3 separate regions of the Homo sapiens genome follow, and all the other regions are linked to region 3. A link is a loop called in an ENCODE intact Hi-C map of the cell type or tissue named here. Cell type or tissue: heart right ventricle. All regions are shown on one strand. Links, peaks and the distances in the headings refer to the core of each region. The heading gives the core; the rest is flanking DNA.

The links. Peaks named below come from ENCODE experiments on the same cell type or tissue, not always from the same donor. Only the 100,000 strongest peaks of a DNase experiment are listed, where the experiment ranks them.
Region 1: a loop joins it to region 3, with 4 times the contacts of the local background. A loop is called at or near these places in 3 of 110 quality-filtered maps.
Region 2: a loop joins it to region 3, with 12 times the contacts of the local background. A loop is called at or near these places in 59 of 110 quality-filtered maps.

The regions. Positions count from the first base shown.
Region 1 is chr17:1,717,477-1,726,672 of GRCh38, reverse strand. WDR81 (WD repeat domain 81) reads right to left here and starts at 1,969. Exons shown (of 10, transcript NM_001163809.2): 1 at 1-1,969. The coding sequence starts at 1,713. RefSeq lists an enhancer at 1,906-2,406. In heart right ventricle, for the core only: CTCF peaks have their summits at 5,491 and 5,696 (motif pointing left); DNase peaks (open chromatin) are centred at 3,442 and 5,682; H3K27ac peaks cover 3,141 bases.
Region 2 is chr17:1,328,276-1,338,706 of GRCh38, reverse strand. No RefSeq gene overlaps it. Among named protein-coding and RNA genes, the nearest start is that of TRARG1, 54 kb to the right of the region's middle. In heart right ventricle, for the core only: CTCF peaks have their summits at 5,773 and 5,972 (motif pointing right); DNase peaks (open chromatin) are centred at 5,966 and 6,766.
Region 3 is chr17:1,254,603-1,265,033 of GRCh38, reverse strand. No RefSeq gene overlaps it. Among named protein-coding and RNA genes, the nearest start is that of BHLHA9, 11 kb to the left of the region's middle. RefSeq lists a silencer at 1,044-1,219. In heart right ventricle, for the core only: CTCF peaks have their summits at 5,555 and 5,758 (motif pointing left); DNase peaks (open chromatin) are centred at 5,303 and 5,753; H3K4me3 peaks cover 1,347 bases; H3K27ac peaks cover 611 bases.

The DNA.
Region 1 (9,196 bases), core at 3,300-7,299, 460 kb before region 3:
GGCGTCCACCAGGTGCAGACACACATTCTTTTCCTTGACAGCCTCCTTACCCTGGAGTTTATAGCCAAACGTGAGGTCGATCCAATGGTGCAGGTCCCGGGATACCTCGCGGCTCTCCAGCAGGGCTCGGTGGGCAGCTACGAACTCCTGGCTGGAGCTGCACCAGGCTGGCACATCCAGGTCAGGCATGTCGGGGTGGATGGAGCGGAAGATAGAGGGATCGGTGTAGAACTCCGGAATGCACTCATCCGGGGTCCAGTTCTGCATCCGCTCCATGCTGGCCGGATACTCATGGGGCTCCCACTGCGCGCGGACGTGTCCGCAGAGCACCGACCGAGGCGTGCGCCGAGCCTTGTACACATAGTACGTGATGTCGGAGAGCACGTCTGAGATGTGGTGGGGAACATGAGGGGGTTCCCCGCCGCCCGCCCCGCCTGCTACGAATGCCTGCCGTGTCATCTCATACGTGAAGTCCAGTTGCTTATCCCCCTTGTTGAGGCGGAACTTGGACTTGCGCAGGTCTCGGAAGCGCCCATGGGGCGTAGTGAAGTCCACCACCCAGGGCAGCACGGGGTGGTAGTTGGGGTCCCCCTGCCGCCGACCTGCCAACCGATTCAGCTGCATGAGGTAGTGGAAGTTGCTGATGCGGCCGTGGACCCAATCTAGCACGAGGCTCCGAAGTTCCTCCTGGCCAGTGGGTTGCCCAGGTTGCCCTCCCTGCTCCTCTTGAGACACAATGCCCGCCTCATCCCTTGCCACAGGGGCCTCCTCATTCTCGTCCTCCTCGGGCCTCTCATAAGCACTCAGGTCCAGTCGCAGCTCGCTGCAAAGCTTCTCATCCACTGCGATGTGATACAAAGACAGGGCCCCACACGCCAGCCCCTGGCGGTGACAGGCGTCCATAGCCCTCAGCACGCGGAAGAGAATGAACAGCACCTTGGCCTGGCTGTTGGTCAGCTTGGCAGGGCTGAAGGTGACCACGTCATGTAGGGAGAACTGTACGTAAGGGTGTACCACATACAGCATCTCCGGCGACTCCAGCAAGGCCTCAGCCCGTAAAAGACTAGGGCAAGCAGGGCTGCCCCGAGGGGGGCAGGGGCCTTCTCTGGCATATGAAGGGCATTGGGTAGTTTCACCCACTGGCAGGAAGGAGCAACCATAGACCCTCTGCAGAGCCTGCCGTACTGAGTCCAAGGCAGGGACAGCTGAGGGGGCAGGGCTGTGACTGTACGGCTGGCCGTAAGTGTGGTATGCATGGCGCCACAGGTTGCGATAATTCTGGGCGGCAACCTCCTGCATGAAGCGAGTGAGGGTCTCAGGGCCGCAGGACCCGTCCTCAAAGGGCAGGCCCCCGCCCAGAGGGTAGGACAGTCTCCGCTTCCGCAGCCCATGCACCTCCACGCGCGTCCAGCCGGCAGGCAGCCTTTGCACAGAGCGCTGCAGGAGAGTCCTGACTTCCGCTTCTCCCAGGCCCTCTGCGCGGGGACAGGGTCCCAGGGGCAGCCGGCGATCGCGGAGGCTGGCCAGCCAGCGCGCAGGCACTAGGGCCACCACGTGGGTGCCCCCCGGGGCCGGAGCCAGCTGCCTGGGATCGATGCTCAGGTCCCTCTCCACGCTCCGGAGCAGCTCCTGCATGTCTGGGCTTGGCGGGGAATGCCAGCCCCCGGCCGGGGTTCTGAGAGCGCCTTCCCGCCCCCCGCTGCCCTGGGCCATCTCCTCCAGGCCGCCCGGGGGCAGCGCGGGGCTGAGCCCAGCCACGGCCCTGCTGGCGACGGCTTCCGGGGTGCCAGGCCGGCGGGGCTGGGATGGGCGCGGGACAGGGGCTGGGGCGGAGGCGGCCGCAGGAAGCCGGCGGCGGCGAAGAGGCGGACGGGGGGCGCGCTTACCCCTCCGCGGGTCCTGCGCTCCGGGCGCGGCGGGGCAGAGGCTGCCGGGCGCGAGCACCGGGCTCCACCGTGACGGGTCAGCTGACGCGGGTCACGTGATCGCCCCAGCACGGAAACAAGCGCACGTGGCTCCAGAGGCCCGGGCGGGACCCCGCTTCCTGCCCGGCGGCCTCCCCGCCCTCCCTCCCGCTGCTCCGCTCTGGCTCGGTCTGGGCTCCGCTTCCTCCCGGGGCTGAAAGGGTCTCCAGCCAGCTCCAGCCGGGCCCGGCGGAGGGCGATGCCTACCGCCCCACCCCTCCCTACTCCCTCCAGCACGCACCAGCGCGCGGGTCCCGGAGGCTGTTCCCAGAGATGCCAGCCTCTTAGTTAAGTGCGGACCGCACAACCAGGGGCAGAACTGGGACTTCTGTTGTGTCTATTTTTGAGACGGAGTCTTGCTCTGTCGCCCAGGCTGGAGTGCAGTGGCGCGATCTCGGCTCACCGCAACCTCTGCCTCCCGGGTTCAAGCGATTCTCTTGCCTCGGCCTCCCGAGTAGCTGGGACGTCAGGAGCGCGCCACCACGCCCGGCTAATTTTTGTATTTTTTAGTAGAGATGGGGTTTCGCCTTGTTGGCCAGGCTGATCTCGAACTCCTGGCCTCGTGATCCACCCGTCTCGGCCTCCCAAGGTGCTGGGATGACAGGCGTGAGCCACCGCGCCCGGCCAGAACTGGGACTTTTGACATGGAATCCCCCCGGCGCCTCCATGCCACCTTCCATAGGAAGGAGCTTTTTAACTTTCCTAAGTACTTCAACAGTCACATTCCATTTGGCCCTCGCAACACACTCTGTGAGGTAGGGAGGACAGTTATTACTGTTTATATTTTACAAGTGATAACCAACAACCGCCAGAGAGGCTTGTCCGCCTGGCGGAATGGAGACTTAGAAACTGGTGCCAGCCTTCTTTCTGCCCAGGAGCACTGCCTCCTGACAGCCCTCTCACGGCTTTTTAAAAAACAAAACTGGCCGGGTGCAGTGGCTCACGCCTGTAATCCCAGCACTTTGGGAGGCTGAGGCAGCTGGATCACGAGGTCAGGAGATCGAGACCATCCTGGCTAACACGGTGAAACCCCGTCTCTACTAAAAACACAAAAAATTACCTGGCCGTGGTGGGGGGCGCCTGTAGTCCCAGCTACTTGGGAAGCTGAGGCAGGAGAATGGCATGAACCCAGGAGGCAGAGCTTGCAGTGAGCCGAGATGGCGCCACTGTACTCCAACCTGGGCAACAGAGCGAGACTCCGTCAAAAAGAATAAATAAATAAATAAATAAATAAATAAATAAATAAATAAAAATAAATAAATAAAAATAAAACCAAATAAATAAATAAAAATAAATAAATAAAATAAAATAAAAATAAAACGAAACCCTGGGCTGTCTGAGGGAGAGAAGTGGCCCAGGCCCAGAGGCCTGGTGTTTTGGGGGAAGAAATGTTCCCCCAAGACTTCCTGTTGAAGATTGGCCTCTGCGGTACCACAGAGCCTGCCAGCTGTGGTCAGAGCCTCCAGATGTCACTGTGGCTGGGGGAAGGGTGCGGCACAGGATATGGAATAGAAACCAGACAGCCGGCACCAAAGCAACATGATTCCTCAAGGGGTCTTAGTTCTGACTCATCTGCAGGACAGATAGACCATTGTCTACAGTGAAACCACTGGCCCTGTTTCTTTTGTCTCCCTCTTAGGAGAGAGTTTGCCTCTTGAAGGAGTTTGGTGTACAGGTGTGAGGGTCCCATAAAGACACTTAGGAAAACTAGGCCTTGGCCGGTCACGGTGGTTCACACCTGTAATCCCAGCACTTTGGGAGGCCAAGGTGGGCGGATCATGAGGTCAGGAGTTCAAGACCAGCCCGGCCAACTTGGGGAAACTCCATCTCTACTAAAAACACAAAAAAATTAGCCGGGTGTGGCAGCGGGTGCCTGTAATCCCAGCTACTCAGGAGGCTGAGGCAGGAGAATCGCTTGAACCTGGGAGGCGGAGGTTGCAGTGAGCTGAGATCACACCACTGCACTCCAGCCTGGGTGGCAGAGTGAGACTCCGTCTCAAAAAAAAAAAAAAAGAAAGAAAGAAAAGAAAAGAAAACTAGGCCTGATAGGAGAGAAAATAGGAGGGCCGGGTGCGGTGGCTCATGCCTGTAACCCAGCACTTTGGGAGGCTGAGATGGGCAGATCACCTGAGGTCAGGAGTTCAAGACCAGCCTGACCAACATGGAGAAACCCCATCTCTACTAAAATACAAAAATTAGCCAGGTGTGGTGGCGGACGCCTCTAATTCCAGCTACTTGGGAGGCTGAGGCAGGAGAATCGCTTGAACCCAGGAGGCAGAGGTTGCAGTGAGCCAAGATAGCGCCACTGCACTCCAGCCTGGGCAACAGAGTGAGACTCCATCTCAAAAAAAAAAAAAAAAAGAGAGAGAAAACAGGAATGTCTCAGCCATGATCTGATTTCATCTGTCTCCTCTTCCTTGAAGGGTAGCTGGAGCCTCTCATGTGCTTGGTCATATGATCCTGGGCAGTAGTAACTTACAACAAACTTGTATGGAGCATTACCAGGAGCTAGTCATCTGTTAAGCATTTTGCATACCCTGTTTTGTGTAATCCTCACCACCCCTTTTAAGAAGATTTTTTTTTTTAAGACAGAGTTTCGCTCTTGTTGCCCAGGCTGGAGTGCAATGGCGCGATCTCAGCTCACCGCAATCTCCGCCTCCCGGGTTCAAGCGATTCTCCTGCCTCAGCCTCCCTAGTAGCTGGGATTACAGTCATGTGCCACCATGCCCGGCTAATTTTTGTATTTTAGTAGAGACAGGGTTTCTCCATGTTGGTCAGGCTGGTCTCAAACTCCCGACCTCAGGTGATCTGCCTGCCTTGGCCTTCCAAAGTGCTGGGATTACAGGTGTGAGCCACCGTGCCCGGCCTGATTTTTTTTTTTTTTTTTAAGACAGAGTCTCACTCTGTTGCCCAGGCTAGAATGCAGTAGTGTGATCTTGGCTCCCTGCAGCCTCGACCTTCCAGGCTCAGGTGAACTTCCCACCTCAGCCTCCTGAGTAGCTGGGACTACAGGAATGTGCCACCACATCCAGCTAATTTTTTGTATTTTTGTAGTAACCAGGTTTTGCCATGTTTCCCAGGCTGGTCTTGAACTCCTGGGCTCAAGCAATCGGCCCATCTCGGCCTCTCAAAATGCTGGGATTACAGGTGTGAGCCATGGTGCCCGAGTGATTTTTTATTTATTTTTTTTGACACAGGGTCTCACTCTGTCACCCAGGCTGCAGTGCAGTGATTTGTCACAGCTGACTGCAGCCTCGACCTCCCCAGGCTCAGGTGATCCTCCCACCTCAGCCTCCCGAGTAGTTGAGACTACAGGCAGCGTCACCAAGCCCAGCTAATTTTTTTTTTCGAGACAAAGTTTCGCTCTTGTTGCCCAGGCTGGAGTGCAATGGCACCATCTTGACTCACCACAACCTCCGCCTCCCGGGTTCAAGTGATTCTCCTGCCTCAGCATCCCGAGTAGCTGGGATTATAGGTGCCTGCTACCACGCCTAGCTAAATTTTATATTTTTAGTAGAGCTGGGATTACAGTCGTGAGCCACAGTGCCCAGCCCCAACTTTGATATAAATACCTGAAATCAGAGGATATGTTTTGATGGTTAGAAGGTAGTGCTTGCTTCTTAGTACCAATAGAGCTGGCTGGGTCCACCTGTTCTTTGCGCTGGTCTCAGTTTACCTAGATTGAGCAGGTACTACTTTTTCTGTCTGCAAGTCTGTGTGTGCCCTGCCCTCTAGCGGTACTGGGGTTACACTGCAGCAGTGACCTTGAGTGTACCTAATTTTACCTCTTGAAATTCTCCTTTCCTCCCGAGAATAGAGATGTCCTAGCAATATTGGGAACTGGCGCACTGGGATTCCTGGGGCCTCAAACCCTGGCCCAATCTGAGCCCTAGGGCAGTAGTTTTCAAATTTTAGGGCATAATTCTTTTTTTTTTTTTTTTCTTGATACGGAGTCTGACTCTGTCGCCCAGGCTGGAGTGCTGTGGCACGATCTCGGCTCACTGCAACCTTCACCGCCCAGGTTCAAGCAATTCTCCTGCCTCAGCCTCCCGAGTACCTGGGATTACAGGCGCCTGGCTAACTTTTGTATTTTTAGTAGAGATGGGGTTTCACCATGTTGGCCAGGCTGGTCTCAAATTCCTGACCTCAGATGATCCGCCCGCCTCCGCCTCCCAAAGTGCTGGAATTACAGGCGTGAGCCACCATGCCCGGCCCTTTAGGGCATAATTCTAATTCAGGAGTCTGGAGTGAGATACAGCTATCTAAATGTTTAACAAGTACGCGAGGTAATTCTGATGCAGCAACCTTCAGGCTATGTCTTGAGAAGTAACGTCTGTAACAGCTCTCTTCCGGAATTTCCCTCTCACTGCCCCCAGTAAGCGTGTTCCCTGAATCCCAATGCAAGCACCTTTGGGCTCTGGGGAATCTCAGACCAAATTAGCCGCTCCCCTTGGCCAGCCTCAGTATTGGGTTTCCGGGAGGTCATGTCTTGGATAGTCAGGGACAGAGGCTGCAGCTGCCCCACCAGTCAGCCCATGTTGAGCGGGGTCAGCTCTTGCTAATCCGGCAGGGAGAAAAGTAGTGCACCAGCTGCGGACCAGTGTGGCAGGTACTATGCTAGGTGTTTTCTAATTAAATCTACGCTAGGTGTTTTCTAATTAAATCTACGCTAGGTGTTTTCTAATTAAATCTATGCTAGGTGTTTTCTAATTAAATTTGTTTTTCGTTTTTTTCTGAGATGGAGTCACATTCTGTCACCTAGGCTGGAGTGCAGTGGCGCCATCTTGGCTCACTGCAACCTCTGCCTCGGCCTCCTGAGTAGCTGGGACCACAGATACCACCACACCTGGCTAATGTTTTGTATTTTGGGTAGAGCTAGAGTTTCATCATGTTGCCCAGGCTGGTCTCGAACTCCTGAGCTCAAGCAATCTGCCTGCCTCAGCCTCCCAAAGTGCTACAATTACAGGTGTGAGCCACCTCGCCAGGCCATTTTTTAATTTTTTTTTTTTTTAAAGAGGGTCTTGCCACGTTGCCCAGGCTGGTCTTGAACTCTTGGGCTCAAAGTGATCCACCTGCTTCGGCCTCCCAAAGTGCTGGGATTACAGGTATGAGCCACTGTGCCTGGCCACATTTTTAATTTTTTTTTTTTTTTCTTTTTTTGAGACGGAGTCTTGCTCTGTCACCCAGGCTGGAGTGCAGTGGCCCAATCTTGGCTCACTGCAAAGCTCCGCCTCCTGGGTTCACGCCACTCTCCTGCCTCAGCCTCCCAAGTAGCTGGGCACTACAGGCGCCCGCCACCACGCCCGGCTAATTGTTTGTATGTTTATTAGAGACGGGGTTTCACAGTGTTAGCCAGGATGTTCTCCATCTCCTGACCTCGTGATCCGCCTGCCTCAGCCTCCCAAAGTGCTGGGATTACAGGCATGAGCCACCGCGCCCGGGCACATTTTTAACTTTTAAAATATTTTTAAATGTTGAAATCCCTACAACAAGGCTTGAATTCCTTATTCACCGTATGTTGTAGATGAGGGGAAATTATCGGTAACAAGTTCACAGCTAGTAAGAGCTGGAATTTGAATCTAAGTGTGCCTAACACAGTAGTTCTCAGTTGGAGGAGATTTTGGCCCCTAGGAGACATTTGGTAACGTCTGGAGATACTTTTGGTTGTCAAAACTGGGAGCTGGGGGTGGGTGGGTGTTGCCACTGACATCTAGGACAGAGGCCAGGGACCACGTGGATGTCCTATTGTGCACCCGGTAGCCCTCCCACAAGAAATTATTCTACTTAAAATGCCAGTGGGTGCTGAGGTGGCGAAACCCTGGACTCGAAGCCTGTGCTTTTGACCTAGGGGGTGGGGTCAGTGTTCAGAACAAAATGGAAAAGGGTCACCCCAAGGGCCGTGAGTGGGAAAGGGATGGGATTTCTATGCTCAGGATAATGGAGAATAGGGGCCACTGGTGAGGCTTCACTTCCTTCCATGCTTGGCCAGGGCCCTGCTCAATTTCTCCACGCCTTGCCAAGTCAGTCCTAGGACTTCACACTAAGCTTGTCCTGGAGTGACCCTGACTCCCAACTCAGGATCGAGGCAAAATATTTACCTGGGTCTTCCCAGCACTTCCCAGCCAAAGACGCTGGCTTCTGGGGCCAACGTGTCCCACCTGCAGTCCTTGAGCAATTAGGACCCTTGCTATGGGGGGTGGCCATGTGGGCAGGGCACCGCCAAAAGCCAAAAATGGAGCGGCCCAGGGACCAGGTGGCAGCTGAGAACAGTTAGAAGTGGAGTGAATGCGGCCGGGCGCGGTGGCTCACACGCCTATAATCCTAGCACTTTGGGAGACCGAGGCGGGTGGATCACCTGAGGTGAGGAGTTCGAGACCAGCCTGGCCCACATGGCAAAACACCATCTCTACTAAAAATACAAAAATTAGCTGGGAGTGGTAGCGCACGCCTGTAATCCCAGCTACTCAGGAGGCTGAAGGAGGAGAATCGCTTGAACCCGGGAGGTGGAGGTTGCAGTGAGCCGAGATCGCGCCACTGCACTCCAGCCTGGGCAACAGAGCGAGACTCTGTCTCAAAAACAGAAAAAAAAAAAATAAATAAGGAGGTGGAGTAAATGGGCAAAAGCAGGAGGATCCCATCAGCAGACACCTGTCCATGGAGGAATAGGGCAACTTGAGTAGGAAGTAGGGGGCGGCTGGCCTGAGAAGCAGCGTTCTGAACCCCAAGTTTGCTTCCCATAGCCATTCCTCCTCCCCAGGCTTGGTCCTCGGGTTCACTGTACCCTCCCCAGCGCCAGCCACCATTCTGGACCTCCCCAGTACTGGCCTTCCCCTAGACCAGGGAGGGTCTAGACCACAGAGTCTGAATTTACTGTGCTAACAGGAAATACCTCTCTTTCCAAGCCCAGAGCCTCTGAAGAACTAAGGAGCAGAGCGGGGTTGGGGTTGGGGGAGACAGTCTTGGAGTGATGGGGGAAAAGAAAGATCATACAATCACATCCCCCACGTTCTTTCCTTCACCACCCATGGGAGTGGATAAGGGGATGGAGGAGGGTAAGCAAGGAGGAGGATGTGGTAACAGCTGATTCGTCCCCAGAGGTCACACTTTCCAACAATCAGCTGTTACTGGGGCGCAAGGCAGGAAGTTTCCTTAAAGGCGCAATGTCCTGAACGCAGGCTCAGAATTTTGGAGCTCCAAGTGAACCTTATCAATTACCTGATGGAGTGCGTATT
Region 2 (10,431 bases), core at 4,040-8,039, 73 kb before region 3:
CATCTTTTCCTTTAAGGTAAGCACTTTCTATGTCCTATTTAAAAAATACTTGTCTATTCTAAGATCATAAATCTTTTTTTTTTTTTTGAGACGGAGTCTCAATCTTATGCCCAGGCTGGAGGGCAGTGGCGCCATCTTGGCTCACTGTAACCTCCACCTCTCAGGTTCAAGCGATTCTCCTGCCTCAGCCTCCCAAGTAGCTGGGATTACAGGTGCGCTCCACCACGCCAGGCTAATTTTTTTTTTTTTTTTTTTGAGACGGAGTTTCGCTCTCGTTGCCTAGGCTGGAGTGCAATGGCAAGATCTCGGCTCACCGCAACCTCTACCTCCCAGGTTCAAGCGATTCTCCTGCCTCAGCCTCCTGAGTAGCTGGGATTACAGGCATGCACCACCACGCCTGGCTAATTTTGTATTTTTAGTAGAGACAGGGTTTCATCATGTTGGCCAGGCTGGTCTCGAACTCCTGACCTTAGGTGATCTGCCTGCCTTGGCCTCCCAAAGTGCTGGGATTACAGGCGTGAGCCACCACGCCCGGCCAGGTCATGAATCTTTTATGTTATTTTCTAGGAATGGTTTGCCTGTCATGGCTAGATGTAGAATCATCTAGAATCTATTTCGTGCATGGTATGAGGGAGATGGTTAAAATTTTTTCCATATAGAGATCCAATGGTCCTAGCACAATGTATTTCCTCATCGGTCTATTTGTCCTAATGCCAGTGCCACACTAGATTTAAAATAATTCAATATTCGGTAACGTGAGGCCTCCAGGTTTGCTGTTCAAGATTTTATTGGTTTTTGCATTTCCGCATACATTTAAGAATCAGTTTGTCGATTTCAGTAACAGACCAGCAACAACAGAAACCTGCTGGGATTTTGCTTATGATTTTATTAAATCTATAAATCGATCTGGGGAGCTATTAACATTTTTTTTTTTTTTGAGATGGAATCTCACCCTGTCTCCCAGGCTGGAGTGCAGTGGCGTGATCTCGGCTCACTGCAAGCTGTGCGTATCAGTAGTTTATTCCTTTTATTCCTTTCATTCCTTTTATTGCTGAGACGTATTCCATTGTTTGATATACCTCAATTTGTTTATTCACCTATTTGATGGACATTTGGGTGTTTCCAGTTTTTGTCCATGACAAATAAAGCACCTGTAAGTGTTTGCGTATAAGTCTTTATATGGGCATGTCGTTCCTTTCTTGTGGATAAATGGCGGAATGGTTGGATGGCATGGCAGGAGTATATTTAACTTTTTTGGAAACTATCCAGTAGTTTTACAAGGTGGTACCATTTGACGTTTTCACCAGTGCATATGAACGCTCCCATTCCTCCACATCATCTCCAGCACTCAGCATAGTCCGGCATTGACATCTTGCCTCTCCGATAGGTTTATGGTGGTATCTTGCACTTTTAATGCCTATTTTCTAGTGACTAGGAATTGATATTGACCATCTTGTTATGTGCCATTTGCCATCTCTATATTTTCTTTTTCTTTTTTTTTTTTTTTTTTGAGACGGAATCTCGCTCTGTTGCCCAGCCTGGAGTGCAGTGGTGCGATCTCGGCTCACTGCAACCTCCGCCTCCTGGGTTCAAGCGATTTTCCTGCCTCAGCCTCCCAAGTAGCTGGGACTACAGGAGCGCACCACCACGCCCGGCTAATTTTTTCTATTTTTAGTACAGATGGGGTTTCACCGCGTTAGCCAGGTTGGTCTCGATCTCCTGACCTCGTGATCCGCCCGCCTCGGCCTCCCAAAGTGCTGGGATTACAGGCGTGAGCCACCGCGCCCGGCCTGTTTGGGCCTTCTTTAACTTAAGTAATGTTTTGTGCTGTTCAGTGTGTACAGGTCTGTCAATGATTGTCTCACATCTTCCCCTGAGCATTTAATAATGTTTGATGGGACTGCAAATGCTTGCTTTTTACATTTCAAAGCTTTCTTTTGATTGCTCGTTGCTACTTTAAAGAAATATAATTTATTTTTGTCTATTAATATTTTAGTCTGCAACCCTGCTAAACGGACGTATTAGTTCTAGTGGGCTGCTTTCTTTTGCTTGTAAATTCCTTCAGGTTTTCTACATAATCATGTCTATGAATCTATACAGTTTTAATTCTTTTATGCGTTTATCTTGCCCACTTGCACTGGCTGGAACCACTAGTACAACTTGTGTGTGTGTGTGTGTGTGTGGTTTTTGTTTCTTTGTTTTGAGGCGGATTCTCACGCTGTTATTCAGGCTGGAGTGCAGTGGCACAATCTCAGCTCCTGCAACCTCTGCCTCCCCGGTTAAAGTGATCCTCCCACGTCAGCCTCTCGAGTAGCTGGGACTACATGCGTGCCACCAGGCCCAGCTAATTTTTGTATTTTTTGTAGAGACGGAGTTTCTCCACGTTGAGATGGAGTTTCTCCCAGGCTAGTCTCGAACTCCTGGGCTGAAACGATCCTCCCGCCTCAGTCTCCCAAAGTGTTGAGATTACAGGCACAAGCCACTGTGCCTGGCCCTGATTCTTTTTAAAATTTGTTTTTCTGGGCTGGACATGGGTGCTCAAGGCGGGTGGATCACCTGCCTCAGCCTCCTGAGTAGCTGGGACTACAGGTGCACACCACCATGCCCGGCTAATTTTTGTATTTTATTAGAGACGGGGTTTCACCATATTGGCCAGACTGGTCTCGAACTCTTTTTTTTTTTTTTTTTTTTTTTTTTTTTTTGAGACGGAGTCTCGCTGTCTCCCAGGCTGGAGTGCAGTGGCGCGATCTCGGCGCACTGCAGCCTCCGGCTCCCAGGTTCAATAGATTCTCCTGCCTCAGCCTCGCTAGTAGCTGCGACTGCAGGCGTGTGCCACCACACCTGGCTAATTTTTCTATTTTTAGTAGAGATGGGGTTTCACCAGATTAGCTAGGCTGGTCTTAAACTCCTGACCTCACCTCAAGTGACCCACCCACCTTGGCCTCCCAACGTGTGGGGATTACAGGTGTGAGCCACTGCACCCGGCCAAGTGTTCTCTTTTCACCATATCTAAGCCAACATTTATTGCTTTTTGACTTTTAAATTACAACCATTCTTGTAGGAGTAAGGTGGTCTCTCCTTCTGGTAATTTAATTTGCATTTCCTTGATGATTAGTGATTTTGAGCATTTTTTTCATATGTGTTGCCTGTTTGTGTATCTTCTTCTAGAAATATCTATTCATGTCCTTTGCCCACTTTTTTTGTTTGTTTGAGATGGAGTTTCACTCTTGTTGCCCAGGCTGGAGTGCAGTGGCGCAATCTGGGCTCACTGCAACCTCCACCTCCTGGGTTCAAGCGATTCTCCCACCTCAGCCTCCCGAGTAGCTGAGATTACAGGTGCCCGCCACCACAGCTGGATAATTTTGTGTTTCTAGTAGAGACAGGGTTTCATCATGTTGTCCAGGCTGGTCTCGAACTCCTGACCTCAGGTGACCCACCTGCCTTGGTCTCCCAAAGTGCTGGGATTACAGGTGACAGCCCCTGTGCCCAGCCGTTCTTGGCGTCTTGAACAAGGAACTGGACAAAACGCACAAAGCAAGCAAGGGAGCAGTGAGGGATTTATTGGAAATGAAAGCACACTCCACAGTGTGGGGGCAGCCCGGGCACAGGGGCTCAGAGGCCGCCTTGCAGAGTTTTTGTGAGTTTGAATACCCTCTACTTGGGGTACGCCGTATGTGAAAGGAGAGGAGGTAGGAAAGTTACAAAGTCATTTACTTGGCTTACGCCCCACGGAGGGGATGTTTCCTGTCATAGCTGAAGTGTGAATGTGCCTTATGTTCCCTGACTCCAGACCCTATTTTCCTGCCTCAAAAAGACCAACATGGCCCCATACGAGTTTCTAATCTCGGTGCTCGAGGGAATTAAGGCAGATACTCAGGTTAGTATGATACAAGGCAGAATATGATTAGTGAGATGAGGTGCAGTCATAACACGTAACATTGTATATGGATAACAGATCTATAGTAACTTACACAGTATTTTTTCATGTATTATCTGTTTTTTGGCTTCATAATAATCTTTTGGTTAAGATAGAAATTATCAGTCTCATTTTACAAAATTAAGTATTGAGACGCTTGTCGAAGGTGAAGTGGGTGTGAAATGATGCGGAATAGATTTAAATCCAGGTCATCAGGTCATCAGTCTCCCGAGTCCAGTGTGTTCTTGGTGAGACCATTCTGCTTTCCTTGCTGGTGCTTCTGCTTCACACAGTGGCACTGCCTGTCACCCAGTATTTCCGTTTTAACAGCACGACTGTCTTTTGTCTTTTTTTTTTTGTTGTTGAGACGGAGTCTTGCTCTGCCGCCCAGGTTTGAGTGCAATGACATGATCTCAGCTCACTGCGACCTCCACCTCCCGGGTTCAAGCGATTCTCCTGTCTCAGCGTCCCAAGGAGCTGGGATTACAGGTGCCCGCCACCATGCCCGGCTAATTTTTGTATTTTTAGTAGAGATGGGGTTTCACCATATTGGCCAGACTGGTCTTGAACTCCTGACCTCGTGACCCCGGGCCAATGCGCCCGGCCTCTTTTGTCTTACTGTAGTATTTGTGCAGCTAACTTGAATTTTAAGTATTTTGGGCCAGGCATGGTGGCTCACGCCTGTAATCCCAGCACTTTGGGAAGTGCTGCTTGAGCTCAGGAGGTCAAGACCAACTTAGGCAACATGGAGAAACACTGTCTCTATAAAAAATACCAAAAATTAGTCAGGTGTGGTGGCGGGCGCCCGTAGTCCCAGCTACTTGTGGGGCTGAGGCAGGAGGATCACTTGAACCTGGGAGGTTGAGGAGGCTGCAGTGAGCCGAGACTGTGCCACTGCACTCCAGCCCGGGTGACAAAGTGAGACCCTGTCTTAAAAACAAAAAAAAAAAAAAAAAGAAACTTGTTGGCTCGATTTCAGTGTTCTTCAGACTTTGGTTGGTTGACTGCATGTACTATTGCGAGGGAAAAACATTCCATTTCAATAGCTTTCCCACCCCATGTGCCAGATGCTAAATTGCTTCCACTTGGAGAAAATACTTCTACTTGGAGAAAATGAAGATATCAGGGATAATAGACAAAGGAAAAGTAAGATCCTTTGTTTGTTTGTTTCAGAATGTTGAGTTATTTGGGTGAAAAACAGTAAATAGTTAGGCCCCAAATAGAGAGGCATTAATATTTATCTATTTTAAATAGATATCATTTTTAGGGGGAAATGAAAAGGATTACACACTCTGTTCATTCAAAACTGTGAAGTGGCTCAAGTTATGTATTTTCAGTATCACTATGGTCTGTCACTTAATCTGATTTTGTATTCTCTGCCAAAAATGTTTTTAAATTTTCTGTTTTGTCCTGGGTCATATAAAAGTGGGTCTGGAGCAAAGAACGGAAGGACTGAACTATTTTTGAAAGAACGTGACCACCTTTGAAAGCAGGTGTTATTGAATATATGTGTGTTATGTGGTTTTCCATGTTTATTAATTCATTGACTTGTGTAGCAAATGTTTTATGTTTTCATAGAAAGTGCTTTATCCATGCAAATTCATTTTATTCTCCTAATGACTTTTTTCATTAGAAAAGGAATTGCAGGGCCGGGCACGGTGGCTCACACCTGTAATCCCAGCACTTTGGGAGGCCGAGGCGGGCGGATCACGAGGTCAGGGGTTCGAGACCAGCCTGGCTAACACGGTGAAACCCCGTCTCTACTAAAAATTCAAAAAATTAGCCAGGCTTGGTGGGGGGTCGCCTGTAGTCCCAGCTACTCAGGAGGCTGAGGCAGGAGAATCACTTGAACCCGGGAAGCGGACGTTGCAGTGAACCGATATCGCACCACAGCACTCCAGCCTGAGGGACAGAGTGAGACTCCGTCTCAGTCAGTCAATCAATCAATCAATCAAAGCTGTTGAAATCAGAACACAGAAGGGTCAAGACTTGTTGAGTGCTCCCCGCGTTGGAGCCAGCTGTTGGTGTGTCTGAATCTGTTGATGTGACTGATTCCCACAAGGGGGCGCTCTCTCCTAGGGTGTGTGTAGCTTGCGGCATTCACAGGTTCGGTACTGCTTTTTGTGTTTGGTAGAAGACCACCATAAAAAGTATTTTGCATTGCATCCAAAATTATATGAACACATTCTTGGGGAACACAGTCATTTTTAACGGATAGCATCTTCTAGTAGCACAAAATAAAGATGAGATGGCACTGTGTTTTTTATTGCCTCAAGAAGAAGCGGTTAGAAATGCAGTTTACTTTGAAAAGATGATTTGATGCTGAAACGAGTGAACCATTTCATTACTCCGTAACACGTGTAGTAAAACTCTTCTAGTGGCCGGGCGCGGTGGCTCACGCCCATAATCCCAGCACTTTGGGAGGCCGAGGTGGGCGGATCACCTGAGGTCAGGAGATGGAGACCAGCCTGGCCAACATGGCAAAACCCTGTCTCTACTAAAAATACAAAAATTAGCCGGGCGTGGTGGCGGGCACCTGTAATCCCAGCTACTCAGGAGGATGAGGCAGGAGAATCGTTTGAACCCGGGAGGCGGAGGTTGCAGTGAGCTGAGATCACGCTACTGCATTCCACCCTGAGCAACAGAGCGAGACTCCATCTCAAAAAACAAAAACAAAAACAAAAAACAATCGTTTCCCCAAAAGTGGCAAGTTTTTACTAAATGAATATGGCAGTTTGTGTTTTTCACCCTGGAACACGCCCTTGCGTCCTCTCTGTTTCCTGTTCTATCCTCTGTTGCGTGCTCTACTGGCTGGGGCCCCGTTGTTTTCAACCTGACTCCATGGCAGCCACCTCTGAGCCAGTGCCCTGCCTCTCATGTAACCCCTCTCAACCTACCCTGCACAGAGCTGCCTCCTTATCTTCCTCAGCAGCTTACAACTTGTCATCACTCTCTTCAAGGACACGGTGCAGCTCCCTGTTGTTTGTGACCGTGTGTGGTGGTACCCATGAGATGTCTGACCAGCCCTTTGCTTCATACGTTAGACCCAAAACACACAACAGCATGGTGGCTCACACCTGTTTTTGTTTGTTTGTTTGTTTGTTTTTGAGACAGAGTCTTGCTCTGTCGCCCAGGCTGGAGTGCAGTGGCGCGATCTCAGCTCACTGCAAGCTCTGCCTCCCAGGTTCACGCGATTTTCCTGCCTCAGCCTCCCGAATAGTTGGGACTACAGGTGCCTGCCACCACGCCCAGCTAATTTTTGTATTTTTAGTAGAGACGGGGTTTCACCGTGTCAGCCAGGATGGTCTCGATCTCCTGACCTTGTGATCTGCCTGCTTCAGCCTCCCAAAGTGCTGGGATTACAGGCCTGAGCCACCGCACCCGGCCTGGAGTTTTGCTCTTGTTGCCCAGGCTGGAGTTCAATGGCATGATCTCAGCTCACTGCAACCTCCACCTCCCGGGTTCAAGCGATTCTCCTGCCTCAGCCTCCCGAGTAGCTGGGATTACAGGCATGCACCACCACGCCCAGCTAATTTTGTATTTTTAGTAGAGACAGGGTTTCACCATGTTGGCCAGGCTGGTCTTGAACTCCTGACTTCAGGTGGTCCTCCTGCCTTGGCCTCCCAAAGTGCTGGGATTACAGGCATGAGCCACTGCACCCGGCCGGCTCATATCTGTTATTCCAGCACTTTGGGAGGCCAAGGCAGAGGGGTTACTTGAGCCCAGGAGTTCAAGACCAGCCTGGCCAACATAGCAAGACCCTGTCTCTTAAAACACACACACTAACCAAATACTTGGAGACATGGCAGGGAACGGCATACACTGGGGCCCGTCGGGGAGAGGGGCAGGGGAGGGAGAGCATCCGGAAGAATAACTAATAGATCCTGGGCTTAATACCCAGGGGATGGATTGATCTATGCAGCAAACCACCATGGCACATGTTTACCCATGTAACAAACCTGCACCTCCTGCACAGGTACCCCAGAACTTACACACACACACACACACACACACACACACACACACCCCAATACAATTGTGTTCACTTACTGAGGTAATGGTACTTGCTTTTTTTTTGGTTTGAGACAGAGTCTCACTCTGTCATCCAGGCTGGAGTGCATTGGTGCGATCTCGGCTCACTGCATGCAACCTCCGCCTCCCGGGTTTAAGCGATTCCCCCTGCCTCAGCCTCCCGAGTAGCTGGGATTACAGGTGCCTGCCACCACACCAGGCTCACTTTTATATTTTTAGTAGAGAGGGGGTTTCGCCATGTTGGCCAGGCTGGTCTCGAACTCCTGAGCTCAGGTGATGTGTCTGCCTTGGCCTCCCAAAGTGCCGGGATTACAGCTGTGAGCCACTTTGCCCAGCTGAATCGGATACTATTAGGCTATAAGAAAGTCACTAAATTACTCGAGTTTCGTTTTTTTATCTGCACAATGGGCTGTAGCAACTTTGCGAACTTGTAGAGACAACATCAAATAAAGGATCACCAGGGTACAAAATTCCTCAGAATGTTCTCAAGAAATAATGTGGGGGCCCGGGCAGTTTTCCACTAGACTGCCAGTCCCCGGAGAGCTGGGGGGCATGTGCTGTTCATCTCTGTATCATGTGCATGAACTTTATGCAGAAACTGTCATGTCACTCCTGAATTAGGCTCAACCCATCTCGGAGCCCCTATCCTACTGGGCTACCAAAAGTGAAATCAATCTTAGTCATACTGAGTCTCCTTCCCTTTGCCTCTTGCGTTATGCAGAGTTCCCAAGAGTCTTTCACCGTCCGGGCATTTGAGGAAAACACTCAAATCCACACTGGACCCCCCTGAGATGCTGCCAACTGAGCCACGTAATCCCTTGAAGCTGCCAGTGTCTGAGAGAGGTCTCTGCTAAGGATGCCCTGGGTTTTTGGTGGGCCGCATCCCACCGGTCAAGGGGCTGGCACTCCCAGGGGAACTGTGAGGGAGGGGACATAGGCGGGAGCAGTCACAGGTTGGCACCAGTGGCCTGTCCTCCCCACCACTCCCTAGTCTCCGGGGAAGCTCTATGGAGTTCCCTCTGCCTCCCAACGTCCTGCCCTCCCACCCCATGCCGGAGTTGCTTCTCCTCTCTCGGTGGGGATGGGAAGGCAAAGGAAGGAGAGGCTGACCCCCTCATAACTCACCCCGGGGCAGTGGCCTCAGCATCTGGCACACTGTCTGCATTAAGTGGTTGCTGAGTGACTGGGGAAAGGAATACAAGCAAACGCTGTCGGGTTTTAACACCAATTTGCTTGTGTGCATGAGCTCAGGACCCAAAGCCCATCTTCAGAGGTGGTCCTGAGTCACCTCCTGCTGACCCCATAGAGCCGGAGCGGGCACCTCTGCAGCTCCGTGGACTAACCCTCTTCCTTAGAACTGTGGGGTACTGGGTCAGAGTCCTTCCAGCTGTCTCTGTGGGGTACTGGGTCAGAGTCCTTCCAGTGGTCTCTGTGGGGTACTGGGTCAGAGTCCTTCTAGCAATCTCTGTGGAGTACCGAGTCAGAGTCCTTCTAGCGGTCTCTGTGGGGTACTGGCTTAGAGTCCTTCCAGTGGGCCCTCTGAGGTACTGGGTCAGAGTCCTTCCAGCAGTCTCTGTGGTGTACTTGGTCAGGGTCCTTCCAGTGGTCTCTGTCGGGTACTGGGTCAGAGTCCTTCCAGTGGGCCCTCTGGAGTACTGGGTCAGAGTCCTTCCCATGGTTTCTGTGGGGTACTGGGTCAGAGTCCTTCCAGCAGTCTCTGTGGGGTACCGGGCCAGAGTCCTTCCAGTGGTCCCTGTGGGGTACTGGGTCAGAGTCCTTCCAGTGGTCTCTGTGGGGTACTGGGTCAGAGTCCTTCCAGTGTTTCTCTGTGGGATACTGGATCAGAGTCCTTCCAGCGGTCTCTGTGGGGTACTGGGTCAGAGTCCTTCTGGCTGTCTCTGTGGGGTACTGGCTCAGAGTCCTTCCAGCTATCTCTGTGGGGTACAGGGTCAGAGTCCTTCTGGCTATCTCTGTGGGGTACTGGGTCAGAGTCCTTCCAGGGTTTCTCTGTGGGGTACTGGATCAGAGTCCTTCCAGCGGTCTCTGTGGGGTACTGGCTCAGAGTCCTTCCGGCTATCTATGTGGGGTACAGGGTCAGAGTCCTTCCGGCTATCTCTGTGGGATACCGGGTCAGAGTCCTTCCAGTGTTTCTCTGTGGGGTACTGGATCAGAGTCCTTCCAGCAGTCTCTGTGGGGTACTGGCTCAGAGTCCTTCCGGCTGTCTCTGTGGGGTACTGGCTCAGAGTCCTTCCGGCTGTCTCTGTGGGGTACTGGGTCAGAGACCCGTGCCAGGCCACTTCCTCCTTGTTTTAAAACCTATGGGAGGGACTGCATAACGGGTATGGTGATTTCTTTTGGAATCATGAGGTGTTTTCAAACCACGTAGAAGTGGTAGTTACACAAATGGGAATGTACTCAATGCCACTGAATTGTGCCATTTATTTATTTACTTTTTGAGACGGATTCTTACTCCGTCGTCCAGG
Region 3 (10,431 bases), core at 3,361-7,360:
TCAGGTTCAAGCGATTCTCCCGCCTCAGCCTCCCAAGTAGCTGGGATTATAGGTGCTTGCCACTATGCCTGGCTAATTTTTGTAGTTTTAGTAGAGAGGGGGTTTCACCATGTTGGGCAGGCTGGTCTCAAACTCCTGACCTCAGGTGATCCGCCTGCCTCAGCCTCCCATCAAGTGCTGGGATTACAGGCGTGAGCCACCGCACCTGGCTGATGCTTCACTTGTTTGAGCCTCCGTTTCCTTGTCTGTAAAATGAGGTATGCAATGGTACTGCTTCATCAGGTGATCCGCCTGCCTCGGCCTCCCAAAGTGCTGGGATTACAGGCGTGAGCCACCGCGCCTGGCTGATGCTTCACTTGTTTGAGCCTCTGTTTCCTTGTCTGTAAAATGAGGTATGCAGTGGTACTGCTTTGTCAGGTTTGTTGTAGGATTAAATGAAAGACCGTGTTTTTACGCTGTCAGTACAGGGCCTGGCTCCTAGAAGGAACTCTGTGAATATTAACTTTCTCTTCTTCCTACCCTCTGCTCCTTTCCCCAGCCAGCTTGGCCACTGCAGCTGTAAATCATCCAGATAAACAAGAGCATTCTCCTCCCTCCCACCCCAGTACCAAACTGCTCATCACCTCCACCCACTAATGACCTGGCGATTGGCTTCTCGTTAAAGAAATGACAAAGAGGCCTCTGTGCTTTTAGCTGGGGTCTAATCAGGCTTAGCTCCGTCCCAGAGTCAGTGTGGAGTAGGAATTCCAGGTCCAGGGCGGTGTGGGGAGGGCGGGTGGTGGTGGGTAGGTGGGTGCTGGCTTGGTGTGGACAGCGAGCTCTGCCTCCCGGGCCCAGGGCTGCTGAAGGCCAGGAACTCTCAGGAAAGAGCTCTGTTATTGGGAGGAAAAACAGGGTTCCTACCTGCTGCCCAGGAGGCTGAGAGCCATGTGTGGGCTCAAGAGATCTTTGCTACCCTCCTGAGGTTGGGCTTTCTCATCTGTTTGAGAAGAATTATAGGCCGGGCACGGTGGCTCACGCCTGTAATCCCAGCACTTCGGGAGGCCGAGGAGGGCAGATCACCTGAAGTCAGGAGTTCAAGACCAGTCAGGCCAACATGGTGAAACCCCGTCTCTACTAAAAATACAAAAATTAGCCGGGCGCGGTGGCTCACGCCTGTAATCCCAGCACTTTGGGAGGCTGAGGAGGGCAGATCACCTGAAGTCAGGAGTTCAAGACCAGGCTGGCCAACAAGGTGAAACCTCGTCTCTACTAAAAATACAAAAATTAGCCGGGCCTGGTGGCGTGCACCTGTAATCCCAGCAACTTGGGAGACTGAGGCAGACAGGCATTACCTGCTTGAACCTGGGAGGCAGAGGTTGCAGTGAGCCGAAATCTCACCACTGCACTCCAGCCTGAGTGACAGAGACTCCATCTCAAAAAAAAACACCAAAAACGAAAAAAGATAATACTTCCCTTGTGGATTTGGTGTGAGGAAACAGCGAGAGAAACCAACAGTAGACTTCTGGTTGGGTGCGGTGGCTCCTGCCTGTCATCCCAGCACTTTGGGAGGCCAAGGCAGGAGGATTGCTTCAGGCCAGGAGTTTCAGACCAGCCTGGGCAACATAGCAAGACCCCGTCTCTAAAAAAAAAAAAAAATTAGCTGGGCATGGTGGTGCGTGCCTGTGATCCCAGCTAGAGCCCGAGAAGTCGAGGCTTCAGTGAGCCATGATTGAGCCACTGCATTCCAGCCTGGGTCACAGCGAGACCCTGCCTCAAAAAAAAAAAAAAAAGTATATTTCTAACACTGTGTAGGTGTCAATAAATGGCATCCATTACTACATTCCTATTGCTGCTATTATTATTGCTTTAATTATTATTGTCATCCTTGGAACCCAGTTACCAATCTTTCCGGCTCCCTTTGGTGACCTGTTCACCCTGCCTCCAGTGATGTGTAATGCCACATATCTACCAAGCCACCTCCAACCATTTCTGGGTAATGCCTGTCTGCCTGGGCAATCTTGCAGTCTCGTTTTTCATTTTCAGAATTCTGTTGGGTGTTCTTGGCCCTTTACACTTCCACAGGAATTTGATTATCCTTTCGCCTGGTCTATAACTCTTCTTCTGTGATTCTTTCATACCTCTTCTCCGTATTTTCTTTTCTTTTTTTTTTTTTTTATGAGACGGAGTCTCGCTCTGTCCCCCAGGCTGGAGTGCAGTGGCGCGATCTCAGCTCACTGCAAGCTCCGCCTTCCGGGTTCACGACATTCTCCTGCCTCAGCCTCCCGAGTAGCTGGGACTACAGGTGCCCGCCACCACCCCCGCCTAATTTTTAAAAATATTTTTAGTAGAGACGGGGTTTCACCATGTTAGCCATGATGGTCTCAATCTCCAGACCTTGTGATCTGCCCGCCTCGGCCTCCCAAAGTGCTGGGATTACAGGCTTGAGCCACTGCACCCGGCCTTTTTCCGTATTTTCTTGCTTGCTTTTTTTTTTTCCCCCTGAGACGGAGTCTCGCTGTCGCCCAGGCTGGAGTGCGGTGGCAAGATCTCAGCTCACTGCAATTTCTGCCTCCCAGGTTCAAGCAATTATCCTGCCTCAGCCTCCCAAGTAGCTGGGATTACAGGCATGTGCCACCACACCCGGCTAATTTTTGTATTTTTAGTAGACACGGGGTTTTACCACGTTGGCCAGGCTGGTCTCGAACTCCCGACCTTGTGATCCACCCACCTCGGCCTCCCAAAGTGCTGGGATTACAGGCGTGAGCCACCGTGCCTGACCCATATTTTCTTTCTCAAGGTGGCTTCCCTCATAGTGGCAAAAGGGCTGCAGGAGCTCTGGGACTCACGTGCATCCTCCATCATGAACAAGAGGAGAAGGGAACCACCCAGGAAGGTCGCTCCTAAAACCCTGACTCACAGACACTGAACTAACACATGTTTATGGTTGTCTTAAAGCAGTCGGTTTTGAGGTCACCTGTTCTTCACAAGACGTAATGAATGCAGCAGTTCAGGCTTTCCTGCAGTCGACTGAGTTCTCTGGTAACTGTGAGCAGGACTGATGCGTGCCACCTGCAGGCCCACCCATACGAACTTCCCACCCGAACCTCTGCAGCCTCCATGCCCGGTCCTCTTGGCCTCAGGTCCCCTAGGCCAGCCATGGGGGCCACAAGCTGAAGACGGCAGAGGTACAAGAGGAAGAAGTCTGGGGCCCTCAATCATGGCTGGGGGATTGCTGCCCAGGAATACCACCTGACCAGAGACACCACATGAATGATTCCATGAGCAGGAAATAAATCTTCATGTTTAAGCCACTGAGATTTGGGGATTTATCCATTACAGTACCTAAAGTCACCTTAAACTAATACTCTTTCTTTTTTTTTTTTTTTTTTTTTTGAGTCGGCGTCTTGCTCTGTGGCCCAGGCTGGAGTGCAGTGTCGAGATCCCGGTTCACTGCAACCTCCGCCTCCCGGGTTCAAGTGATTCTCCTGCCTCAGCTTCCTGAGTAACTGGGATTACAGTCATACGCTACCACACCTGGCTCATTTTTGTATTTTTAGGAGGGACAGGGTTTCACCATGTTGGTCAAGCTGGTCTCGAACTCCTGACCTCGTGATCCTCCCACCTCGGCCTCCCAAAGTGCTGGGATTATAGGCATGAGCCACTGCGCCCGGCCTAATACTCTTTCATACAGAATTTTTTTTCCCCCAGGCTGGATTGTAATGGCGTGATCTCGGTCACTGCAACCTCCACCTCCCCGGTTCAAGCGATTCTCCTGCCTCAGCCTCCCAAGTAGCTGGGACTACAGGCGTATGCCACCATGCCCAGCTAATTTTTGTATTTTTGGTAGAGATGGGTTTTCACCATGTTGCCCAGGCTGGTCTCAAACTCCTGACCTCAAGTGATCTGCCTGCCTCAGCCTCCCAAAGTGCTGGGACTACAGGCGTGAGCCACCTCACCCAGCCTCATATAGAACTTTAGAGAGAATTTTTAAAGCACTTTCATAAACTCCCTTTAAATTGGATCCTCCTAACTCCTTGTGAGGTAGATAGGGCAGAATGCTCTTTTATCAGTGAGGAGAACTGAGGCTCAGAGAGGCTAAGACGCTTGCTCAACGTCACACAGCTCATGGGTGGAGCAGGAAGACAGCGAAGCAGGTGGTAGGATAACCTAGTCCAAGCAGGTTAAGCTTGGAGGACAGAGACGAGGTGTATGATTCCTGAACCCACTACTTATTAATCAAGGGAACTTGGGCAAGTCGATCACTTCTCTTTTCATTTCTCCATCTGCAAAATGGGAACCGTAAGGACTAACTTTCAGAGCTGCCTGGGGAGGTTCGGGAGAGAATATATATACACACAAGATTCCTGGCACCCAATAGGCATTCAGTAACTATTTGGAGAGTTGATACAGCGTTTAGCACAGCTGGGCACACAGTCTCTCCATTGCCTTAGCCATGCGTATTATTACGTTTATATTTTATTTACATAGGAACATGTTACGGTTGATCACGCTCCAGACTGTCATTTCAACAAGGCCCTGAGAACTTGGGAGCCCCTCAGGCCTCCTGGAACCCGTCCGGGCTCCCCCAGACATGCCCAGCCCCCGCGCAGCATGCGGCCCGCCCCCCCCATAAATCAGGCCCCGCGACCTGTAATTAACAAGCCGCGGTCCCCATCCCAGGGGCTTCCTGCGCCCCCCCCCCGCCTCTCCAGGAGTGGGGCGGGGGCGGGGAGCTGGGGGGTCCCTCCACCGCCCCTGATTTATGGGCCTCTGTGTGAAGGAGATTTATGAGCTAAGACCGGGGCCGGGACGCGTCGGGAGGCGCCCCAGGGGAGGGACTCGGGGGTCGCCGCCGCCTGAATCCCGCCGCAAGTGGGGGTCGCGGGAGGGGCCGAGGCTGCGGACCCCGCTCCTGGCGCTTCCCTCGGCTCCAGCCTCCCAGGGTCGGGCTCTGAGCTGGGGCGCCCGCGTTGGGGGATTCTTCACGGTCCTTGTTATCCGTCGCCCCGTTTTCAGATGAGAAAACTGAGTCTCAGTAAGTTTCCCCTGACTGCAAAGCTTCCGTTCTCAATTACTTTATTTATTTAATTTTTTTTTTTTGAGGCGGAGTCTCGCTCGGTCTCCAGGCTGGAGTGCAGCGGCGCGATCTCGGCTCACTGCAAGCGCCGCCTCCCGGGTTCACGCCGTTCTCCTGCCTCAGCCTCCCCCGAGCAGCTGGGACTGCAGGCGCCCGTCACCACGCCGGGCTAATTTATTTTTGTATTTTATTTTTGTAGAGATGGGGGTGGGGTGGGTCTCATTTTGTGGGCCAGGCAGGTCTCGAACTCCGCCCGCCTCGCTTGGCAAAGCGCCGGGACTACAGGCTGAACCGCGTGCCCGGCGGGAACTGGGCTCCTCTCTTTGGCATCTCTCCCCACTCACTCCTTTTCTGTCCCTTTTGATCGGCTCCTCTTCTTCCGACAATCCCTTAAAGGTCAAATGTCTCCTTTCAGCTGCAGCTTCTCTCCCGACGTTCAGAGCCGTGTTCCCGTGTCCGGGTGACCGTTCCGCAGACATCTCCACCCAGTTCCCACACTCTGCTCCCTGGCTCCCCGGCTCCCCACCGGGGTGAACGAGCAAAGGAACAAAACCATCGCCCACCCTCCCACCGCCTCCCGCCATCATTGTGGCGGACTCAGAAGGGAACTTTTTATTCCTAGACTCCAAACCTTAGCAACTTTGGAAAGAGAAACGTGGGGCGTGAAGAACAAAAGTGGAACCCCGGCGCCCTCTTCTGGTCAGAAAGTGGAACTCCAGGCCGGGCGCGGTGGCTCACACCTGTAATCCCAGCACTTTGGGAGGCCTGGGCGGGCGGATCTCTTGAGGTCAGGAGTTCGAGACCAGCCTGGCCAACATGGCGAAATCCCGTCGCTACCAAAATACAAAAATTAGCCGGGCGTGGTGGCGGGCGCCTGTAATCCCAGCCACTTGGGAGGCTGAGCCAGGAGAATCGCTTGAACCTGGGAGGTGGAGGTTGCAGTGAGCCCAGATCACGTCACTGCACTCCAGCCTGGGCGACAGAGCAAGACTCCATCGTCTCAAAAAAAAAAGAAAAAAGTTGAACCCCATGAAGCGCTCAGTTCAGGCCTCTTGTTGGGCTAAGGCCCTGCTGCTTGGTGCTGTCCACCTGGGGCTGCCCCTGCAAAAGCTGAAGTTTTATGTCTTGTCATCTGTGCTGGGAGAGGAAGCTGCTCTTTTGCGCTGGTCAGGTTCTTCCTGCACTTCTCTTGGAGGACCTTCAGGTCTTCATCATGTACAACCCGCAGTTTCATTGCACGTAGCCCACCTCTCCTGTCTCAGAGGAAAAATTGATACCATCAGATGCGAACCCTCAGCTTCCTGCCTGGGCCCACAAAGAGATCTGTCTGCACCCATTTGCACGTCCTGCTGTCTGAAGATAACCCTGCTGCTGGGGCGGTGGGGGAAGCATCTCCACTCCCACCCTCACAGAAGGTACACTTTGAGCCGCTAGCTATTATTCCCTCTCTCCAGTTGCTTTTTGATCTTTCATGGGTTTTTGGGGGGTGTTTTTTTGTTTTTTGTTTTTGCTTTTTGAGACAGGGTCTTATTCTGTCACTGAGGCTGGGAGGCAGTAGCATAATCACAGCTCACTGCAGCCTCGACCTCCTGGGCTCAAGCAATCCTTCCACCTCAGCCTCCCGAGCAGCTGGGATTGCAGGCATGCGCCACCAAGCCCGGCTAATTTTTTGTATTTTCAGTAGAGATGGGATTTCACCATGTTGGCCAAGTTGGTCTCGAACTTCTGACCTCGTGATCCACCCACCTCCGCCTCCCAAAGTGCTGGGATTACAGACGTGAGTCGCCGCGACCGGCCACCCATTTTTTGTGCTTTAATGAACGTTATTTTTTAGAATGATTTTAGATGTACAGAAAAACTAGGCCGAGCGAGTGGCTCCTGCCTGTAATCTCAGCACTTTGGGAGCCTGAGGTGGGTGGATCACTGGAGGTCAGGAGTTTGAAACCAGCCTGGCGAACATGGTGAAACCCCGTCTTTACTAAAAATACAAAAAGTAGCCAGATGTGGTGGCACACACCTGTAATCCCAGCTACTTGGGAGGCTGAGGCAGGAGAATCGCATAAATCCAGGAGGTGGAGGTTGCAGTCAGTGGAGACTGTGTCATTGCAATCCAGCCTGGGGGACAAGAGTGAAACTTTGCCTCAAAAGAGAAAGAAAGAAAAAAAAAAGATGTACAGAAAAACTGAGAAGCGAATACCAAGAGTCCCCCATGTATCCTGAACCCATTTCCTTGTTATTAACATATCACATTACTGTAGTACATTTATTACAATTAACGAATCAATATTGTCATATCATTATTATTAAGAAACCCTGTCTCTACGAAAAATTAAAAAATTAGCTGGGGGTGGTGGTATGCATCTGTAGTCCCAGCTACTCAGGAGGTTGAGGTGGGAGGATCCCTTGAGCCCAGGAGTTTGAGGCTGCAGTAAGCAAAGATCACGTCACTGCACTCTAGCCTGGGCGACAAAGCGAGACCCAGTCTCTAAAAAGTAGAAATAGGCCGCACGCGGTGGCTCATGCCTGTAATCCCAGCACTTTGGGAGGCCGAGGCGGGTGGATCACCTGAGGTCAGGAGTTCAAGACCAGCCTGACCAACATGGCAAAAACCCGTCTCTGCTAAAAATACAAAATTCGCCGGGTTCGGTGGTGCATTCCTGTAATCCCAGCTACTTGGGAGGCTGAGGCAGGAGAATTGCTTGAACCTGGGAGGTGGAGGTTGCAGTGAGCCAAGATCGTGCCACTGCACTCCAGCCTGGATGACAGAGCAAGACTCCATCAAAAAAAAAAAAAAAAAAAGTAGAATTAAAAAAGGGGTTTCAGGCCTACAAGGAGTCAGAAAAATTTCCCTCATGTGCATGAAATTGAGGCAGGTGAACATGATCAAAGAGATCAGAACTGCCTCAGAGATAGGAGTCTGGCAGGTGAGGGAAAGGAAGAAGGAAGTGCTGGGCAGCCGGGGAAGCTTGGCGAGGGGTGGACTGGTGAGCATGGGGCGTCAGCCTTTGTCCCCCGACCCCCACCCGCACACATACAGCCGGATGGGCCCCGGCTCTGTGGCCTCCAACTCTCACCCTTGAAGCTGCTGCAGTGAGCGCCGGAGAAAGAAGCCAGGAAGGAAACTGCTCCCACCCAGCACCTCCACCCGCCAGGAGCTGGCCGGTGTGGTTTCCATTTCTGCTTGTTTTCCTGGCGTCCACCCTCCGTTCTCTCACTAAAGTGATCTCTCTTGGCCGGGTGCGGTGGCTCACGCCTGTAATCCCAGCAATTTTGGGAGGCTGAGGCGGGTGGATCACCTGAGGTCAGGAGTTCAAGACCAGCCTGACCAACATGGTGAAACCCCATATCTACTAAAAATACAAAAAGTAGCCGGGCATGGTGGTGGGCACCTGTAGCCCCAGCTACTCAGGAGGCTGAGGCAGGAGAATCGCTTGAACCCGGGAGGCGGAGCTTGCAGTGAGCTGAGATCGTGCCATTGCACTCCAGCCTGGGCGACAGAGTGAGACCCTGTCCAAAAAAAAAAAAAAAAAAAAAAAAAACAACTCCCTTTTCTGTTGGAGCATCTCCATTCCTTTGTCCTCAGCACTTCGAATGGGATTGGCTTATGCCTGTCGGAGACTCCCCTCTTGGCCACAGCACATGGTTCAGGGACAGGCAGTTGCCAGTCAGAGCCAGTAAGATACCCAGAGAATTTTGCTGGAGCTGCCAGGAATGAAATACCTCCTGCTTGTGTGGAAATTGACTGAATAGACTCACACCTGCTGGACATACATGAGCATGGCTCTAGCTCTGGGAAATGACTGTCCATCGAGCAACCGTGAAGACGGGAGCAGGTTGGAGAATGGAGCTATTTGCAACAAGAAAAGAGAGCCGGGAAATGTGTTAAGAGAAAAACCAGGCTCTTGGTTACATTGTTTGAACGCTAGATCTCACCACGCCTAAAGATCTATCCCAAAACTCTTCAGTTACATGGGCCAAAATACCCTCTTTATTATTGAAGCAGTGTATTGACCTGTTACTTAAGCCGTTGTTTGCAATGTGAGGAGTCTGAAGGAATACGGATGGTCAGAGTCCATTTAATGTGTATATCTTGATTGTAAGGCTTGATCTTTTTTTTTCTTTCTTTGTTTCTTTTTTTTTGGAGGTGGAGTCTTGCTCTGTCGCCCAAACCCAGGCTGGAGTGCAGTGGAGCCATCTTGGCTCAATGCAACCTCTGCCTCCCAGGTTCAAGCGATTCTCCCGCCTCAGCCCCCTGAGTAGCTGGGATTACAGGTACCCGCCACCATACCCAGCTAATTTTTGTGTTTTTAGTAGAGATGGGATTTCACCGTGTTAGCGCTTTTTCTTTCTTTTTGAGACAGGATCTGACTCTGCTGCCCAGGCTAGAGTGCAATGGTGTGATCACGGCTGTCACCTCTGCCTCCTGGCTCAAAGCAGCCCTCCCGCCTCAGCCTCATGAGTAGTTGGGACTGCAGACGCCTGCCACCACGCCTGGCTAATTTTTGTGTGTTTTGTAAAGACAGAGCTCACCATGTTGCCCAGGCTGGTCTTGAACTCCTGGGCTCAAGCAATCCCCTCACTTTGGCCTCCCAAAGTGCTGGGATTACAGGCGTGACGCACCACGCGTCCCCCCACCCCGCCTTAATCTTTATAAGGACCATGAGGTGCTTGGAAGATGCAGAGATAAACAAGGTGGAATTCTGTCGTTAAAGAGCCCCTTCTTAGTCAAAAGAAGGAGAGGAAGAATGGCTTGAACTTGAACTCTGCCTCTTTTGAAATGCAAATATCCCCAATTAGTGATGACACAGATTCTACAAAATCAATTAATAGACATATCCTTGGCAGCCCAGCTGTGAAAGCCTGTCTCAGGTCACTGCTGGAGAGGCTGCTGATACAAAAAATTGACATTTGATACTTTTGCTCTAAAGATTTGGGATTGAGTAAGTCAATGCGTTCATCAATGAAATAGCAGCCTTTGAAAAACGCACCGTCGTGGCTGGGTGCGGTGGCTCACGCCTGTAATCCCAGCACTTTGGGAGGCCAAAGTGGGCAGATCACGAGGTCAGGAGATCGAGACCGTCCTGGCTAACATGGTGAAATCCCGTCTCTACTAAAAATACAAAAAATTAGCTGGGCGTGGTGGCGGGCGCCTTTAGTCCCAGCTACTCGGGAGGCTGAGGCAGGAGAATGGCATGACTCAGGAGGCGGAGATTGCAGTGAGCCGAGATCGTGCCACTGCACTCTGGCCTGGGCGACAGAGCAAGACTCGTCTCAAAAAAAAAAAAAAAAAAAAAAAAAAAGAAAACCATCATTAAATGGGATTAGCAAAGCTTTATTATTTACGTATTTAATTTTATTTTTGAGATGGAGTT